2 separate regions of the Mus musculus genome follow, and region 1 is linked to region 2. Evidence: chromatin loops called from intact Hi-C (ENCODE). Cell type or tissue: heart. All regions are shown on one strand. Each heading gives the region's core, and the rest is flanking DNA. Links, peaks and the distances in the headings are about the cores only. Region 1 overlaps Gm36794 (a long non-coding RNA gene). Region 2 has its middle 72 kb from the start of Gm36794.

Region 1 (6,844 bases), core at 791-5,790, 84 kb after region 2:
ATTGCCTTATCTGTATTTTCACTTGCCTTCCAGTGGAGACTTCAGGGTCGAGCAGCTTCTCCACTATAGATGGGTCTGGGGCTAGACCCCTTGTCTTCCCAGCTTGCCTAGACCCTGAGCATTGAAAGGGAGTTGCTGCTTATCCCTGACTGGTTGAGTTTTCAAACTTTCAACCTGGACAGCACCTCCTAGCTCAGCCCTGTGTGTTTCTGTCTTCTTTTCTTTATGCAGAACATGATGGTGTAGGATTAGGGAAGGCATTGATGGTGCTGGTGTGTAAGGGTGTCCAGAGTCCTTTGGGAAACCTGGGCCACAGGTTACCTCTGGAAGACAGCTCCTTCCTACACTTCCCAACTGGGGCTTCAGAACAGAATACCATGGGCAGAGGCATGGAGGGAAGGGATGTGGGGGAAGGGCTTATAGGGTGGAACATGGGGAAAACCTTGCTGGGTCCTTCTAGCTCCCCCACCCCATAGTGGTCTTGGTGTCCTTTACAGATCCAATTGTAGGACCATGGAAGGCAGCCTGGTTTCCGGTTGAGCTAAGGCTTGAAACCCCGATGACCCTGCAGGGGATAACCCTGCAAGGGACAGTAGGCATTTTGCCACCCTCCTGGACACCAGGCTCCTGGCATGAGGCCACAGCTCTCCATAGATTTGGGGCCATCAGTCATGAAAGGGCAGTGCCCCAAGCCCCTCCACAGGTAGAGGACATGACCACAGGTCACATAGCCTCAAGACAGATCTCCATTTTAATGAGAGGCTTAGCCAATAAACTCTCCTTCCCAGACACTCCTCCCTGCAAAAGATCTGCCCTGAGAAAGTGGGGTACGGCTTTATTCATCACATTCTCTGCCATGACAATAAATGCCTTAAAACCATGGGCTGTCCCCTTTCATCGAAATCTGCCATGGGTAGCAATGGAGCAGGTCTTCGCCTGAAGAGCCATTCTAATCTGCAGAAGCCCTCTCAGCCATGGCCTCCACCAAGCCAAGTTGCCTGTTGAACAATCCAAGGACTCTCCACCCTGCAGGACCCAGCCGGAGCTCTCCCCTCTTTTCCCCTTTGTTTCTGGGCCAGCTCAGACTGGTCCCCAGGAAATCAGACTGCACCCCCCCCCCAGTCCCCAGAGTGGTGTCCAGCAGCTTCTCATAGCCTGACACCTGCCCAGCACCAGTGTGGGGTAAGCACAGTCAAAACTCCCGCATGCCACCTCCTCAAGTGACCTGAGACCTGTGGCGGAGTGGATGCAGGACACACCATAACCTAACCCCCAATCCTCTGTCTGTGCCTATGTATCAAAGAAACTCTATTTAGAAGGATGCAGTTATACTGGATGAAGGCCAACCCTAGGTACCTGGAGGTCATCCACATTGGCAAATGCTTTATCTCCTAATCACGTCTCCCTCTCCAGTCCAGGCAGTAAGGACCTGGATGACCTTTTAGGGGACAATATTAATGCTATCACATCACCTCAAGTACTGGAAACTGTACACAGAATGTCAGCATCAACTTGTGAAATCCCCCTGTCCATCCATCTGTCTGCCCTCTCTCCCCACTCTGTCCCTCTTTCTTTCCCTTAGTCTCTGTGAAGACTCTCCCCAGAGGTCATAGCATAGCAATGGATCTACCACTGAACCCAACCTAAAATCTTTTTCTGCTCCTTTCAGTGAATACATGGTGGTGATATGCATTTGTGGAGAAGCCACCATATTTCCTTGGATGTCTGGGCGACCACTGATCAAGTAAGGAGCATCTTCACTGTGTGTTTTTGTTGGGTGCTGTGATGGTTTGTGTATGCTTGGCCCAGGGAGTGGAATTATTAGGGGATGTGGCCTTGTTGGAGTAGGTGTGGCTTTGTTGGAGTAGGTGTGTCACTGTGGGCATGGGCTTTAATACCCTCATCCTAGCTGCCTGGAAGTGAGTCTTCTCTTAGAGGCCTGCAGATGTAGATGTATAACTCTCAGCTTCTCCTGCACCATGCCTGCCTGGGTGCTGCCATGTTCCAGTCTTGATGATAATGGACTGAACCTCTGAACCTGTAAGCCAGCCCCAATTAAATGTTGTCCTTATAAGAGTTGCCTTGGTCATGGTGTCTGCTCACAGCAGGCAAACCCTAACTAGAGACAGGTGCCTTGGCTTCTCCAGGCTGCTAGTGTCTGGCTCATATCAGAGGTCAGAGGTCAGAGGGAAGAGGGAATAGTTGTTGGATCCCATGCTGTGAGGGACTCCCCCTCCCCTGGGTTTCCATAGAGCATCCCCAGTCTGGGCCTCTTCTGTCCAAGGAAGTGGAATTTTTAAATAGCCAAACTGAAGAAGAGACAGGCTGCCAGCTGACCAGGGGCAGATGGAGGGCTGGCATAGCCTTAGGGGCTGGCAGGGGACATAGCTTCTCTGACAGCTGAGTGATGCTGGGGTGCTAGATTCGATGACAAGGATGTGGGTTGTCCCCTGGAATCCTGTCCTTGTGCAAAACCAAGGCAAATTCCAGAGCACAGAAGATCTGTCCTCTTCCACATCCAGCCTGGTAGAACCTGGCTTTGTTCCCTTACAGCCCAGACCCTGGGGCATTTAACAGACTAACTGGGAGGGGCCAAGGCATGCTTCTGTGCCAGCTGCCCATCCCTCAAAGCTAACACAGCAGCATCCTGATGGTGATGCCAGCCCAGAGGTGCCCAGGCATCAGCCAGCTGGCAGCTTTGTGGACAGCCAATGGAGCGGCCGGCCCATCTGCTCCACACAGCCAGCCCCATGCCTATTGCAGGCAGGCCCATGGCCCATCCCAGTGGCTGAGGTGCCAACCACAAGGTGCTCAGGGCCAGCTGGCTGGTTGGCAAGACTGGCCAACAGACCCATCTGCCTGCTGGCACCAGGCAGGCACACAGGGAACTGTGCCCAGGGTCCTTGGGGTGCCAGCCTGCCTGGTGTTCCAAGGCATCAGGGGTTCTGAGTCCTCTCTTTCTGTTGTCCGTCACCCCTCATGAGTTGGTGCCAGTAAAGATCCGATTCCACAGGAAGTCAAGGTGATAGGAATCATGGAGGGGGAGTGGTACTTACATGGTATGGAGTCAGTACTCCTGCATTGGTACACAGAGTACTGAAAGACAGCCTGTCCATGGTGGAGTCTAGGCCCAGGTTACCTTTCCTGGCCCACCAGGAAAGTATACCTAGTATACCACAGGATAGCCTACAGCCTCAGTCTCCCCATCTGTAGCTGGGTACAGCGATGGTAAGTGAGCCGTGCTCAGGACATGGGGATGGCGGACTCTCGGCACACTACTTGAGAGCATAGGTTAGAGTCTGGGAGCACTAGCCAGCAAAGCCTCTGCTCCAAGTCCACCAGCTAAAGGTCTGTGGAAAAAAAGCCTCAGCTGGAAGGCCTGACTCAAAGTCTCTATCACCCCCCACCCTGTGAGTGAGTCCTGTGGGGATGCAGGGAGGGGTCATTGGGAACAGAAGAAGCAAAAGAGGGCAGAATCTCCTGGGACCTTCAGGTCTTCACATTCAGCCCACTTCATTCCGGGACCCACGCTTGAGGCATGGTTAGGTGATCCACATGTGGTTCTGACTGTATTTATTTTGTGTGCCCACTATGTGGGCAAAGCGCCCCATGTCCCCACATAGGCCGAAGACCCATGGGTAGGAACCCCTGTTGGTTTGGAGCAGACTGTCCTCCTGGCTTCTCTGGAAGACTCTGGTGTCATACAAACCCAGACAGTGTCTCGCACCCTGAGCCCCACGTACCCAGAGCACCATACTCCTGCCTTCGGGAGGTTCGTGAGCTGTGCAGGGACATCCTCTGCGGAGAAGGTTATCAGAGCATCTGTGACTGGGTCAGGAGACATCATGAGACTGAACCTGTGAACATTTTCTGTTAGAGTCATGTCGTCCATGGCTTCAGTAGTTCCTCATGGAGGCCCACCCTAAGCTTATATCAGAGGTAGAAGGCTGACTGGGTGGCCGCTGCCCCTACCACGCTGTGGCTGGACTCTTCAGTGCAACAGCAGCCTTGGGTCAACCATGCTTCTGATTCCCCCGCCAACACCCAAGCTCTCTGTGGGATGTCTTAGGTCTACCTAGGAAAAGCCATCTAATGGAAAGAAACAAGGAAGTACGAAGGGAGGGAAGAAGGAAGAAAGGAAGTGAGGGGAGGGGAAGGAGTAAGGGAGGAAAGGGATGGAGGAAGGAATGGAAGGGAAGAAAGAAAGGGAGGGAGGGGGAAGGACAGAAGGACAGACAGGAAGGAAGGATAAAGAAAGGGATAGGGAAGGGAGGGAGGAAGGAATGGAAGGAAAAAGGGAGGGAGGGAGGAAAGGAGGGGGAGGAAGGAAGGAAGGAGAAAGAGATAGGGGAGGGAGGAAAGGCAGAGAGGAAGGGAGAAAAGGTGGGAGGGGGAAGGGAGGGAGCAAGGGAGGGAAGAAAGGAGGGAGGAAGACAGGCCTTTGTTCATCTGTGGTGTGGACTTCACTCAGCCTCTAGTCAGAACAAGGGTCCATGTGTCTCTGGCCTTTGACCTCCCTAGCAACCCACGCCTCACTCAGAGCTCTCTGCATTTGCACAAGGCGGTGCTGAGAGACAGTGGAACTGGGCTTCCTGTCTGCTATTGGAATTGGCAGAGATTGGTGGTGTTAGAGGTGCTTTAGGAAGCCTTGGATGTCTGAGTGAACTGGGTAGGCTGGGCATCATTGAGAGAATCCCTGGCGGGTGTCAGGTCCTGCGGAGGCAGAACTCCCCTGAGCAGGGGAGGCATCCAACATGGAAGTCAGGGTCTTCCATCCCTTGAGGGAGAGTAAATATCATGACAGATCTGAGGCTTCGTTCAAGGGCCTCCATCCAAACCACCAAACAACACGTGTATTTTCCAGATATTGCCTTCCAAAATAGGATTTTTCAAGTGATAGCTAAGGGCAGAGAGTGATCATTTTCAGTCATAACGTGACACTTTCCCTAGTCAGTGGCATGGTGTATGTTGGGTGCTGGCCTTTGTCCAGTCAGAGCTGGGGTGGGGGTACAGAGCTTCAGGAATCCATCAGGATAGACAGTGAGGTATCATTCCAGATTATAGTTTGTTCTAGACATGAACTTGAATACAGGCCTTTTCCTGGGGAGATGTAAGCCACCGCTTCACCCCAGTGAGCACACAGACAAAGTACTAGGCTGTTTTCATGGCCATTTTATGTCCTTTTCTGAACCCTTTCCTCAGAAATCGGACTTCTTGCCAACTGGAGAGAGGGCAGGCATGCATGCAGATCCACACAGCACGTGTGGTAAGCCTCACAGTGAGACACACAGGACGCCCTCTGCTGGAAGTACTGCTGGATGTAATTTCCTCTCAGCTGAAATCATCTCCCCTGGAGGCGAGAGGGCAAGAGGGAAACTCACAAAGTTCAGGAAAGCCCTGAAACTTACAGAACTCACAAGGCCCCTCCCTAAGATTGCACAAGCAATAAGATGGCAGGGGAGAGGAGACTCTGAGATGCCAGGCTCCAGAGCTGCCATTCATCTGTGTGTCTACTATGCTGGAAAGGGTTTTGGGGAGGCAGCTGCCTTTGAGTTACACACACTCTGTAAGCAACTCCAATAAATTGACGGGCTCACCAAGCCATACTTGGATGAAGTGCTCTCTGCTGTTGTTGCTGCTCTGTCTGGATGAAGCCATTTACATTACCATAGGAAAGTCACACAAGCGCACACAGTGTGCACATCTGCAGACATTCACACATATGAACAACCTTGCAGAAACAATGCATAGGCATGCGCAAAGCATACACACCACCAATTTCTAACTTTCTTGTGACCAGTCTGAAGATTTGCATGATACTTACTCATCAGACCCTGGCTCTACAGGATCACTGATGGTCACTCCTGACTCTGTAGGATTGCAGACACTGCTGCCCCTGTTCCCCAGCTGGGACCCTCCCAGTCTAGGCCCTGGCATTTTGTGTCCTGCTGGCTCTTCTGTTTTCCTCTCCGTCCCTCCATTGTCATGTCTAGTGAGCAGTCTGTGACTGTGTTCACTTTGTATCATTCCCAGGCCTCACCAGGCAGACCTTCTTCTCCCTTCTAGCTCCCTGGTTATTGTCAACACAGTCTGCACAATCTTGATTAGACATGCAGCTGACAGCAAAGGCAGACAAAAGCTTCCAATCTACCCACACCAGTAAGATTGACATCTGGGTCTCCAGAACCCTCATCAGAGCCAGGTGCTGCCCTGTCTTCCTCTTCTGTGAGCTCTGCTACACCATAGGTGTCACCAGCATCCCCCTTTACAGATGTGAACACTGAGAACATTGGGACCTTCAGGCATTTGTTTAGCCAGCACATTGCAGAACAAAACTCCAGACCCAGGAAGTAATGTGGAAACAATCGCCCCCTGCAGGAGAGCATGGGAAGTGCCACCTGGGGTTCCTGAGAATAGAGTGCGGATTGTGGGTGCTTTAAGGACCCATGGTCACTGTAATCCCATGGCTTCTCTTCAGTAAGTGAATGCTGTACCCTAGGAAGGCTCTGCAAGGGTGTGCAGCAGAGTCAATGGCACGTCTGACCTTACAGTGTCAGTTCTTTCCACATCACCGTTTGTCTCATGAGAACCAATGAGGCTGGACATCTTGGGTGGTTTTTAAAACATTTTCCCAGCAAAATTGGGAGGCAGAGGCAGGAAAATCTCTGTGAGTTCAAGGCCAGCCTGGTCTACATAGTGAGCACCAGTCTAGCTGGGAGCACACACACACACACACACACACACACACACACACACTTATACACACACATACACTCATATACACACATCACACACAAATACTCACAGCACACATATTCACACAAACTCTCATACACACATACTC
Region 2 (6,844 bases), core at 1,108-6,107:
GGAAATGTTAATGAGCTAAATACCTAATAAAAAATAGAAAAAAAAGAGAGAGAGTAGGAAAGAAAGAGAGGGAGGGAGGGAGAGAGGGGAGGAGGGGGAGGGGAGGAAGGGGGAGGAGGGGAGGAAGAAAGAGGAAGAGGGGGGAGGATGGAGGGGAGGATGGAGGGGAGGAATGAGGAGGGAGAGGAGGAGGGGAAGAGGGAGGGAGGAAGGAAGAGGGGGAGGGGGAAGGGAGAGGAGGGAGAGGGAGGGAGGGGGAGGAAGAGAGAGGGAAGGGGGAGGAGGGAGGGAGGGGAAAAGGATGGAGGGGAGGAGGAGAGGGACAGAGGGGAGAATGGGAGGAAGAGAGGGGAGAATGGAAGGAAGAGAGGGAGAGGAGGGAGGGAAGAGGAAGTGGAGAAGGGAAAGACTGTGGGGATGGTGAGGAGAGACTGTGTTTAAGAGTTGTTAAGAATGAGGGGCTGGGAGTGGAGCACTTGCTGCATAAATTTGAGGACCAGAGTTCAGATCCCAGCAGCCACATATGTGAGCTCCAAGTTCAATGAGAGACCTTGTCTCAAAACATAAGGTGAAGGACAACTGAGAAAGGCAACTGACGTGACCTTTGGCCTACATGTGTGCACACATGTGCATGTGCACACTTGAATTTTATAAATGAATCATTAAGGTAGAGGAAGGCCTGCTGCTTCTGGTAGCCCAAGTCACATTCTTGGATGTCAAGTCCCAAGTTCTGCTGCTTGCCTGTAGATGCCACAAGCTACCAGCCTCTGGGAGTTCAAAGGACCCTGCCAGGCCTCCTAGCTGTCAGGCACAGCTTCAGGAGGTGACCTTCTGGGACTGATCTCCTGGGGGCCGACTACTGACTGCTCTATTCCTGCTCCCCAGCACCTAGTTTGAGTCTTGGCTTGAATTTGGCTTGAGACTTAACCCCAATAGAAAAATCAAGTAGAATCACAACCATGGTTCACACACAGCTCCCAAGAGCACATGATACAGAGAAGCCCAGAGGTGAGCTGTCTCCACTCTTGAGAAAGTCCTGCATCCTTCCTGTGCCTCAGGATGTGCAGTTGACCTCAGTCGCCATGCTAAACCCTCTTTGAGGACACAGTGCATCCTGCCCACAGTCCCTACTGAGCCCCACATGCTTGTATGACATCAGAAGCTCCCAGGCCAGGCTTGCCAGGTGGCAGTGTTCCCAGTCCCGTCAAAACCCAAGGGCTTCTCTGGGTAGATCAGAGCCCCCACTTGAGCAGCTATTCCCTTTGAGCTTGAGCTGCAGAGCCTGGCAGTGCCAGGGGCCATTGAGAGGAGTTATGTGGACAACCTGTTCCCTTCCTGGCAACTGTCACATGTGGTGGAGATTAGCGATTAATAGCCCATTATTGCAGACACTCTGCTCTGACCTGGGACAGTCAACAGGAGCCAGGGTGGGGGACAGATGGCTGCTCACAGATCCAGACATGACATTGGTTGGCTGGGGCATGGTGCTCTCTAGCCAGCCCCAGTGCAGGGGAGACTTAGCTCTGAGCTCTGAGCTCCCTGGGGTCCATGGACAGGGCAGAGAGTTGGGGTGGGGTTTCAATCTAAACGAAGTCACCTAGTAAAATCAACATCTTCAAGTGGGGAGCAGTGCTGGACCCAAGTTCCACAGTCTAGAACTCTGGGTCCCCAAGGGGAGGGCATAACCCGGCTTAACAAGGCCCATGCATGCAGCAAGCCCTCTGCACTCAGTGAGGAGGAGGAGGAGGAAGAGGAGGAGGAGGAGGAGGAGGAGGAGGAGGAGGAGGAGGAGGAGGAGGAGGAGGAGGAGGAAGAAATACCTACCTAGCCCAAGGTCACCTAAGTTCAAAATTGTTGCTGCTTCAAGCATACTCTAGAATCTCAGAACTTTATCCTAAGGGCAAGGTCATGTTGTTATCCCCTATTTATGAAAACAAAACAAAACAAAACAAAACAAAAAACAGCCCACAAAATAGTGGTGCTGGGAGTTGAGGTGTCAGCCCCCTTGTGTTCTGTAGCTTCTTCCATGGTTTGCAGATATGGAACAAGTGATGGGGTCAATGTGTTCATCACCCAATACTATATAAAAGGCACTGAGACATGCTGGCTTAGAAGGATAGGTTCAGGCGGGGACTCTTGAAGTCCTGGTGGGCTTTGGAGAGGAAGAGAACATTATGAGTGATGCTCTTCAGAGCCAAGCAGTCTGCATTGGGAGTTCTGTGGCCATGTGCAGAAGGTCACCCCACCAGAACTGGGGAACACACTTCCTCAATTGAAGCTCAGAGTAGAGGCTGGATATCCAGACACTGCCCCAGCACCTGTCATCACTGCCTGTGGCTCAGAGGGCATGGAATATACAGAGGCCAGGATAGACTAGAGCAGGTACTCCATCTACACAGATATGGAGGAAGCCCTTATCTGTTGGTTTTCTAGGTGTGGCCAGTCAGAAACCCCCTCACCTAAGCTCCGTGTCTTAGGGGAGAGAAGTGTTAGTTGGCTTATGTTTCTATCTCATTGTTCTTCACTGAAGGAAGTCAGGACAGGAACTCAAGGGCAGGACCCGGAGGCAGGAGCTGATGCAGAGGTCATGGAGGGGTGCTGCTTGCTGCCTTGCTCACCATGGCTTGCTCAGCTTGCTTTCTTATAGAACCCAGGATCAGCAACCCAAGGATGGCTCCACCCACAATGGGTGGGGCCCTTCCACGTCAATCACTAAGAAAATGCCCTATGGCTTTCTTACAACCTAATCTCATGAGGGCATTTTCTCAATTGGGGTTCCCTCTTCTCAGATGAATGTAGCTTGTGTCAAGTTGATGGTAAAGCTAGCCAGCACAATTGAGCCCTTGTCAGTTCAACGCACTGCTAAGTCATAACCTTTCCATTTTTGTTTATCCCAGAGATCACGCATTAATACCAACACTACACTACAAAACATCTAACTTTTAAAAGTCCTGTAGCCGTTAAAAAAAATCATACATTTAAAAGTCCAAAGTATTTTTAAAATATTAAGAGTCTCTCTAAAAAGTCTCAACCGTTCAGAAATCTCTCAACTGTGGGCTCCTGGGGGGAAAATAGTTAAATACTTTGTTACTTCAGGAGGAAAGAGCCAGAGCACAATCACAACCGGAACAAAGTAATACCAGACTCCAACGGTTTAAGTAACACAGTGTCAATATCTGGGATTCACTCGTGATTTTCTGAGCTCCTCCACAATGCCTGTGTCACTTCTCTGGCTCTGCCCTCTGCAGCACAAACAGCTTGTCGCATAGGCTCAGGCTGGCTTCATGACTGCTGTCCTTGGCAGTCGCCCCGTGTGACTGGCATCTCAAAAATGCTGGAGCCACTGTTACCACTGGGCTGCACTTTCACCAACAACCTCTCCTGGGCTCTCCTCTATGGTGTCAAGTCCCCCGACCCTTTCCATCCTGGGCTTCAACAGCCATGGAGGCTGGACCTTTGCCAGTGGCCTCTCACAGTGCCAAGCATCAGTTGCTTTCCACAATGCTTCCATTCCTTCAAAACTAGTATCATCTGGGTGACTTTTACTCATTGCTATGTCCAACTGCCAGTGTGAGATGCAGCCTTGGCCCTCTCTGAATCACAGCTCCATGAGCTGACACAGAGGAGACATTCCCAGACTTATGATCCTCAGTGATGCTGGTCACCTCTTAATCACTGCTAATTTCTCACCTCCAGATGACCAGCATCAATTGTCCCAGGAACACAAAGGTTTCACTTCAGTAGTTTTGGTCTCTTGTTAACCATAGCTGATGCTTCAGCCCCAGCTCACCAGAACTGCTGAATCTCAAAATATCAAATAGCCCCCATAGAGTCTAAAACATCACAATCCAGGGCTCCATTGTCTGCTTCTCTCTCTCTCAACACTCTTTATCTTCCAAGCTCCCACAGAACTGTTCACCAAGCCTCAAACACTCAATGGTTTTTCCAACCCAAAGTTCTAAAGTCCTTCCCCAATCTTCCCAAAACACAATGGTCAGGTCTGTCACAAAATCCCACAATCCTGGAACCAATTTCTCACTGTTTCTACTGCTCTGGTGAAATACATAGCCAAAAATGACTTGGTGAGGAGAGGATTTATTCAGCTCATACGTCCACATCACTGTTCAACACTGAGAGAACTCAGGGCAGGAACTTAGAAACAGAAGCTGATGCAGAGGCCGTGGAAGAATGCATGCTTACAAGCTTACTCAGTCTCCTTTCTGATAGCACGCAGGACCACCTGCCCAAAGGTGGCCCCACCTACAATGGGTGGATCCCATGCCAATGAATAACCGAGAAAATGCTCTGCAGGCTTACCTACAGCCTGATCTTATGGAGGCATTTCTCAGTTGAGGGCCCTTCCTGTCAGATGACTCTAGCCTGTGTCAATTTGGCATAAATCTATTCAGGATCCTTTAAGGGAGTTCCCCAGAGTGAACGTTGGTGGGATCTTGCTTCAGTCTGTCATTGAGACCTTGAGAGAAGTGGTAGACATTGCCTTACGTCTTCCCAAGGGGATGGATTTTAGCATCAGACAGTGGATGACCCAGTATATGTCAGACAGCCTATTCCTCTCAGCTGTAATCTCTGACCACTCAGCCAAGAGAACTTTCAAAAAGCCACAAGAGGGGCTGGGTTCCAGGCACAGGAGCTGTTTGCCTCGATGAACACCCACAGGGAAGACTGCTCTTTCTATGTTCCCATCTACCCTCATGCCATGCCTACTGTGGACATTTTTAGAAAGTCAGTTCTACAGACTTCAAATATACACATGCACATATGTGTACAAGTGTGTTTGACGGCCTGCACACATGTGTGAATCAGTATGCCGGTGTGTAAACCTGCACGTCTGTTATGGCAAAGTTCGTGGCAGGATCTGCTATAGGGCAGATCTCCATTCATCTGCTCCATGTAGAGCATTTGAATCAACAAGCATCACCGGGCTGAGTGATGGCAGGCGAAGCCTGGGGAAGGTGCCTGGAGATTTCCAGGTCTGCCATCTTGGGTCTGATGAGACCCAGGCAGGGAAGTTTGATAGTCAAGAAAATCTCATCAGAACTGGAATTCCTGTTCCCATCCCACTCTCCCTAAGCGTCTTAATTAGGGTTTTACTGCTGTGAACAGACACTGTGACCAAGCCAGTTCTTAAAGGGACAACATTTAATTGAGGCTGGCTTACAGGTTCAGAGGCTCAGTCCATTATCACCAAGGTGGGAGCATGGCAGGTCAGCTGGGTTTTTACCTGCATGGGACCCCTTCACTGTGACAGAAGCCAAGCACCAACAAGCCCACAATTGGCAACCAAGGAGATTTTTCCCCCCATGTGTGCAGAGGGGAACTTTATGCACAATGCTTTCACTAGGAATATTCTGGGTCAACAGGCTGATTTGCATAACCTCTCAGCTTTTTCAAGTTAATACAAAATGCTCCAGAGACCCAGCTCCAGAGTCTCCTCTGAAAGACACTTGCTCCTTCCCTGAGCTTCTGGGTCCCAGGCCTGTGCTTTGTGCTGGCTTCTGACTTGTCTCGACTTCTAGCACGGGCCCCACAAGTAAGCAACTGTCCTCCAAAGTTAAGGGGACAAATGTTGGTCCCAGCCAAGCAGGATTGGAACATGAGGACACTGACTTTGGGTAAATTTATTTTAAATTTATAGTCCACCTTCCTTTCTTACCCTACCCATGTGCTAGCCCTGCCTATGTGTGGTTCATGACATTTGAAATCCTTAAAGTTAAATAAGGTTTTCCTATGTGAGACGGGGTAGTCTTGGACTTGAGATCCTCCTGCCTCAGCGCTGGGCTGACAGCGCTGGGCTGACAGGTGTGTTAAAATTCAGCTCATCTGTTATTATAACCATGAGTGAATTGTTCTTTTTGTTTTTTTCCTCCCAAGGAACAGCCCAGCACTCTCCCTTCACGAGTTGAGGAAGTTACTTGGATACAGTGCTCACCTTGTGAGCATGAAGAAGAAACCCACATAAAAATATGTGGAGTGACGCACAGATGTGATTCCAGTGTTCAGAGGCAGAGACAGTGGCCTGGAGGAGGACCTGCCTCCTGAGCATGCTATAAAGAGGACAGACAGAAACTTCTGGTTTCTCCAGAGAACCTGATGGGCTCCCTTTGAAAGATGCTGACACCTGGCAAGACTTGGAGTGTGGGGGTAGATCTGGGCTAGAGGTTGCCACAGATTGAAAGGGTCTGGTGGCCATGAGACATGGTGACGCCCAGGGGTGCACAGAGCTGAAAGTCTGAGAGCTGACACTGCTCACATATCCCTTCTCCATCCTTCTTGGACCTTTCTCTCCTCAACAGAGGACCTCGCCCAGCCATTAGGTGCCTGTGGGAAAACCAGCCTGAAGCATCCTCCCCTGGGTGAAGCTCATTCTTGTCCAGCAGATATGGTTTCCAGCTCCTCTGCAGCCCTTACCTGGGCACCCTAAACAATGGAGACTTGGCCCACTGAACCCTGAGGTCCCATTTCTTTTTTCTCTTCAGGGACCCTTGGAGTTCTCATTGGGTGCGATCTGTTCTGCCAGTCTGTCAGCTTTCATCTTTGCCCATGTGGCTTCTCACCCTGGCCCACTACAGACTGCCTCAGCAGACTCTGTTGGGGACCCATGCCCCCCTCTCATGTCTGCAGGCCCCCCTCCGCCACAGCTGCTGAGCACCCAACCTCTGAGTCACTTAGCGTCTATTTCTCCCAGGTGGAACAGCCATGCCCCACAGGCTCAGACCCCTTGTGACAGAGCTGATTTGGCTCTCTGTGCACCTGAGCCTCCCATCTGGCCCCCACATGCTGCTGCGCAGGTTACTTTATGGAGATAATAAATATGACTTCCTTA

The links. Hi-C counts contacts between places; a loop is a spot of excess contacts. Peaks named below come from ENCODE experiments on the same cell type or tissue, not always from the same donor. Only the 100,000 strongest peaks of a DNase experiment are listed, where the experiment ranks them.
Region 1: it touches region 2 in a loop (2.0-fold over the local background); 2 of 42 quality-filtered maps call a loop at or near these places.

Annotation. Positions count from the first base shown.
Region 1 is chr5:111,931,459-111,938,302 of GRCm38, reverse strand. It overlaps Gm36794 (a long non-coding RNA gene), which reads left to right. Exons shown (of 5, transcript XR_880587.2): 3 at 1,670-1,744. Among named protein-coding and RNA genes, the nearest start is that of Gm42156, 9.6 kb to the left of the region's middle. In heart, for the core only: no CTCF peak of the experiment used is centred there; a DNase peak (open chromatin) is centred at 2,812; H3K27me3 peaks cover 4,328 bases.
Region 2 is chr5:112,015,556-112,022,399 of GRCm38, reverse strand. No RefSeq gene overlaps it. Among named protein-coding and RNA genes, the nearest start is that of Gm36794, 72 kb to the right of the region's middle. In heart, for the core only: a CTCF peak has its summit at 3,283 (motif pointing left); DNase peaks (open chromatin) are centred at 1,239 and 3,299; H3K27me3 peaks cover 731 bases.